Regions from separate parts of the Homo sapiens genome. Here region 1 is linked to region 2. The links are chromatin contacts, found by Hi-C in ENCODE. All regions are on one chromosome and are shown on one strand. Each heading gives the region's core, a stretch centred on a gene start or an enhancer-like site at or near the end of the contact. The rest is flanking DNA. Distances are from core to core; before and after follow the strand shown.

The links. A loop is a pair of places that touch in the nucleus more often than their neighbours do. Pooled maps may share reads with other maps.
Region 1: a map of ascending aorta shows a loop between it and region 2 (8-fold over the local background). The contact joins the promoter of SEMA6D here to the promoter of DUT in region 2. A Hi-C loop is called at or near these places in 3 of 168 maps with a recorded cell type or tissue (ascending aorta, gastrocnemius medialis and head of caudate nucleus) and 9 of 50 pooled maps.

Annotation. Positions count from the first base shown.
Region 1 is chr15:47,716,114-47,718,813 of GRCh38, reverse strand. It overlaps SEMA6D (semaphorin 6D), which reads right to left and starts at 1,309. Exons shown (of 19, transcript NM_001358351.3): 1 at 1,122-1,309. RefSeq lists a silencer at 1,188-1,482.
Region 2 is chr15:48,329,846-48,332,883 of GRCh38, reverse strand. DUT (deoxyuridine triphosphatase) reads right to left here and starts at 1,455. Exons shown (of 7, transcript NM_001025248.2): 1 at 1,089-1,455; 2 at 478-616. The coding sequence starts at 1,368. DUT-AS1 (DUT antisense RNA 1) reads left to right here and starts at 1,028. Exons shown (of 3, transcript NR_186809.1): 1 at 1,028-1,321. RefSeq lists enhancers at 678-972, 896-1,420, 1,421-1,947 and silencers at 678-972, 1,023-1,232.

The DNA of each region.
Region 1 (2,700 bases), core at 60-2,559, 610 kb after region 2:
TGCAGAACGCCTCTCGTTGCCGGAGAAGGGGCTCAGCAAAATTGACTCTTCCTTATTTGTTTCCATCCATAATTGATGGGGAGATGAGAACGTAACACATCTCAGCACCGAGCTCTTGTCGCCTGGCGGAGACCCTGTCCAAGACGCTTCCGTAAAGCATTTCCAGTCGGGGAACAAAGCACGGAAAGTTGCTGGGTAGAGCGGCCGGGAGGAGACACCGGGAGCCGGGTGGGCGGTGGGGTGGCCGGTGGGCTGCTCCGGGCCCGGGAGTCCGCCCGCAGCGCGCTCTGCCAGTAAGGGGAGAGGGACGGTGGGAAGCGGCCGCCCTCCGGGCCTGGGCCGGGGATGGGGATGGCCAAGTCACCCGAGCTCCCGCCCCTCGCCGGCAGGCACTACCCGGGGGCCGTGCAATCCGGGCGCTCACTGACAGGTATCCTACGCCCGCGAGGGGCTGCTCCGGCCTCAACTGCGGCGCTGCGCCCCTTCTCCAGGACGCAGGCTAATGCTCGCCCGCCCGCTCCTAGCCGGGCGCAGAGCTGCCAGACCCCGGGCGTCCCAGCGTCCGCTCTGGGGCCAACGGGCGGGAGGGGGCGGCTAAGCCCGCAGGCGGCTCCTTCGGCCTTGGCTCAGCTCTCCCCGGCTGGCTCCTGGAGACGCTGTGCCCGGCAGAGAAGCAACCCCTGCTAACCCCAGCTATGTGCGGGGGACGCCGAGCTGGCTCTGCCTGGCAAGAAACTTTTACTTGATGCCCCCTCCGCTTTTTTTCCAAGGGGGTGCACAGTGGAGGAGGGCCTCCAAGTCCACTTGCCCCTCCCCCTAAGCCGCCAGCTTTGCCAGTTTTGACGCGTCCGCCAAACCTCTCTAGCCCTTTGCGCGTCCCTTGCACGGCAGGCAGAGAGAGCAGCTTGGAAAATAAATCAACTGTCCAGTGGCAACACACACACACACACACACACACACACACACACACACACACACACAGCGATTCGGGATCTCAGGTTCCGACCCCCACCGCGCGCACACACACACACACACACACACACACAGCGATTCGGGATCTCAGGTTCCGACCCCCACCGGGCGCCACAAGAGCATTAGCAAATTGTTGAAAACGGTCTTACCTCATTGGGGGGAGGCTGGTAAGAAAAAAGAAAAAGAAAAAAAAAAGCTTGCCACGCGCAAGGAAGAAAGAAAATAAAGAAAAATATTGTAAAAATAGATATCCCTCTGTCTCCTTAGGTCTTGGCTTCCTTGATAGAATCCTGAAACTCGCCACCACCCCTTGCAGCAGCAGCAGCAGCAGCGGGACAGAGCAGGAGCAAAACAAACCGATGCACGGCAAATGGTGTAATTCGATCCATCTCCAAGTCAATCCATCAGGCGAGCCGGAGCCTGGCTCCCTCCACGCACTCGGCAGCTCCCGGCGCGGGTCCCACCCCCGGGCACGGACGGCAGGAGGCGCGGCCGGCCGGGCGCGCTCGCCCTCGCGGGTGAACCGTGGCCAGCGCCGCCTGGAGGCCCCCACCCTGGCGCCGCGGCCCTGCTGACCCCTCGGTGGCCTCCGCGTCCCTCCTCTCCGGCGCTCTGCTGCGCACCCTCCCTCTCCCCACCTCTGAGTAGCTGCTCCTTCTAGCAACTCCCAGTGCCTCAGTCATCCAGCTCGCAGTGGGTGCTGCAGCCTGCGAAGCAACCTTTTCGATTCCCTCCCTCTTTCCCTCTCGCTCACTTCTTTCAGAGCTTTCCTCCAGAACCCAGAGGACAAATCACTGCAGCCCAGGAGAGCTGCGGGCGCAGTTGTTCCGTGAAGTTCTGCCTTAGTTTTCCAGTGTAAGATTTATTTTTTAAGCACATCTTTACAAACCCGCCCCCACATTACCCCCCCGCCCCCCATTTCTCTTTATAACCACTAAGCAAAACAGCTGGGAAGAAAGCAATCAAACATTGCTTTATCTTTATAAAATACAGAAATTGCCTACTAAAAATCCCATTTCTACTTTGAATGAAAGCCATTCTGTACAGTATAATTTTGCAGGCTAATGACCCGGTTTTACAGGCAAGTGTTTCATGTAATATGTTGTGGGAGAAATGAAAATGTCCTTGAAGTGACATCATTTAAAATTGACTGTCACAAATGAAAGGAAAAAAAAAGTCACATATTCCAAAACAAGAGGATTTTAATTCAAACTTCATTTCCAAGAACGGGCTGTGTTTTATTAATTTCCAGTTGAATTATGGATCACTGAGGGCTCTAAATGGCTAGAATGAACCATGATGCCCCTGTTTAAAGAAAAAGAAGAGAGCTTTTTCCGCCAAACTTAATTTTCATTTGAGTATGGTTAATTACCGTGAAAGAGAGAAGAGAGGGGCGCAGAAAGGACTTCCTTTCCTCAATGGTTCCTGCTTTCTCCCAAACACAGTTACATGTTTACATTTAGGAAAAATACCCTGGTCCTCGTTGTTTCTGAAACTTCCAAGGACAGCCTTGAAAAGGAACTCAAAAAAGACACCCCAAGCAACTGCTGCAGGACTCATCCGGAGAACTATTTCCTCCCTAGTTAACACTGTGTAACCCAAGGAAAGAAGGGGAGAGAAGGATGAGGAGTCTTTTAAAATATAGACTCTTTCCTGCTGTTCTTCCAATTAGAAGAAAAGAGTAGGGGGCGGAAAGAACAGCTTTGGCAACACAGCTCTGTGATTTTT
Region 2 (3,038 bases), core at 206-2,705:
ATTACAGGCAGCTCTGCCTTTCGTTTTCAGATGCCTTCTCAAATTCCGCCCTGGGCCGGATGAATGTATAGAAAATAACTTTTTAAGGCAGATGCATCTTCGTTCATCCTTCTTAGGTATTTTCACGCTCACATCTAGGCTCTCACCTTGGTTTTTCTATTGAGCACAGCATCACCCTCGGGCCACTCGAAAGCCACCATGGGCCTTCCTCTCTATCTTCTATTTAGGAAGGGCACAATAAACGTTGCAAAGTAACGCCTTGCTAGACACCGTATAGCTATTTTACTTATTCTGCAGTCTTTGCCCAAATCTCTATTTAATTTATGCCAAAGATGAAAGCTAAAATTTTAAACACGAAAAAGGCAGAAATCCTATTTATAGCTAGTGTGTTCCTGTGATCTCTCCGGTGACTGTTTCTAGCTGTGGCAGCGGACGGCCGGCCCTTCCCAGCCTCCTCGCCGGCAGGTCCCCGCTCACCTGTACAGGTCGTAGCCCGCGGCGCGCGCGGAGCCCCGGGTGGGGGCCGTGGCGTGCTCGGAGAGCCGGGCAAAGCGGAGCTGCATGCCGCCCACCTCCGCAGGCCGGGCCCGCTTACTGGGTGAAATGGCGGGTGTCTCTTCAGAGCAGGGCATGGCAGAGCCAGAAGGCGAGCGAGGAGACCACCGGGGGAAGAGGAGAGCGCACGATGAGCGTCGCCGCAGGGAGCGCGCCAAAACCGAAATTTCCCGCCAGCCCCGCCCCACCCACCGCCCCTCCCCGGGACGAGTCCACAGTTCTGGCTGAGAGGGGAGGCGGGATTCACATTTTGGGTTTGAAGCCCTTCTCGGAAAGCAGGTTTGGGATGGGAAACTACTGGGTCCCAGTCAACTTTCCACATTCAGCGCGTGGGGCCAACTTTGAAGGGGAGCTTCTAGGGCGTCGCCCTCACACACTAGAAAGCCGCCCCCTCGCCAGGGGACCCTAATGGACCACCCCACCCCCCCCGCCCCCCGCGCGCAGAAGGACCGCTCGCCACCCTACTTCCCCCACAGCCTCAAGCCGCGTGGATTCCTTCCAGACGGCCGGAGCCCCTCCCCCGCCTTTCCTACCCGGCCCCGGCGCCGGGCTTCCCCCCGCCTTAGGAAGCTCGCCCTTCCAGCCAGCGGCCCCGACTGTACTGGCTCCGCGGCAGCCTTGGCTCAGGCGGCCAGCGCTGGACAGCGGCCGGGGAATCCCGTGCTGCGCGGCGCGGCCGAGGGGCGGGCCTGGCCCGGAGAGTACCGCGGCTTCGGCCCTCTGCCGTGCGCCTCGCGCGTTTTGCATCGCTGAGCGAAGCAGAGACGTAAGGAAATGGTAGCAGAGCGCGGGGCGAGGGCAGAGGGGAGTCATTTCCCCCAGAGTTTGGGCTGGTTGGGTCCTCGGCACCTCCGGACGTGCGCCAGGCTTCCACCCTGAAGACGCGCCCGTCCTGGGAACATGACCTCGGAAGCAGTCGCAGCCGCCGCCGGACGAGGGGCGTGGAGAGGCGGTGCCCCGGCAGCCCAGGGATGGCGCAGGCCCTGGGGCCCCAGGAAGACGGCGCCGTTGGCGTCTTGAGTCTTGCTGCCGCCTCTGGCTGCCTAGCCCTCTTGCTTTCGCTCTTCTTGTTTGCTCTGGCCCCCATTTTTCCGAGAGTGTACGCCAGGCCCGGGCCCTGCTCCTGGACTGATTTACCTGGGGCGGCACCGCCCGCAGCCATGACTCCCGGGCTCTGAGTTTAGCGGCGCCCTAAGCGCCGGAACCGCATCTCGGCGCCGGTGACAGTTATTGCGCCCGGGGCCGCTCCCCAAGCTGTGGGCAAGACACCGCGCCCGATTTCCTTTCAGCACCGAGTGTCAGACGTTGTAGTGTTTATTCGACCGGAGGCAGGGAGGGCGCTACTATCCTATCACAGGTTTGGGATAACCCAACAGAAACGCAGTGGGAACCCCTTGGCTAGGAGTCGAACAAGGATCCCGGGTCGTGGTAGTATAGTTTACAGTGGGGGATAAAGCAGTAACTTTCTAGATAGTTGTTAATAATTTTTTCTGAGCTGCAAGTATCTCCTTATTTCTCACAAAAATCTGCGAGCTGAATTGAATGGTTTTGAATTTTCAAAATTAAAAAAGCTGTGGGGCAGTTTTAGAGTATTATTGGGGAAATTTTACATTCGTTGCTATGCCTTTCCATACAGGCCCCCCCTTTTCGGTCTCCTTAACTGGTTCGTCTTCGTAGTTGGAATTCCTTTGCATGAGGCTATGGAATATACACTACCTTCTCTGGACGTTAACTATTAGCTACAGCTTGAGGACTCCCAAATTTATGCCTTTAGCAACACGATCCGAGCCCTGCAACTTTTCGACCTCATTTTGAGCCAACATTATTTTGCTCCCTTATTTTGTTGAAGTACTTTCTCCAGTTATTTACTTAAAATGTTCACATGAGAGACATACTATTTGATTCCTTGCTTGTACTAAGATGTAATGATTGTAACGACTTCATTTTCCTAGACCCAGATAAAAGTCTCGCTTCATTCATGAAACTTTTTACAATCAGTAGTGACCTCTGCCCCATCTTATCTCTTTTAACACTTACTATATCATTCATTAGTCGTTAGCCATATACTTTCATTGTGTAATCTTCTGATGTATATGCATTTTATCTCTCACATGAATTAGAGTCATAAACTTTTATGAATTCTTCAAAGCACTTACTTCAGTGTTTACACAAAAGTTACTTGTTTGGCTTATTACAATATCTAACACCAAGCAGGTTACCTTCTATTTTTTGTTGTTAATCTGTATACATAAAGTGTTTATTGTTACTTTTCAGCTGAGTTTATTTTAGACTAAAAGAGAAACGGCCATAATCTAACTGGCAAAAAGTAATAGGATTCTGAGCCAGTAAGCATTTAATAGAACGTTCTTTATGACAATAGAAATATAACTTGTTATGAACATACACCTTAAATGCAAGATACTGCAGTTAAGAACTAAACATGTTTCAACCATAATTTACTTCATAGTTTTTGTTTTTTTTTT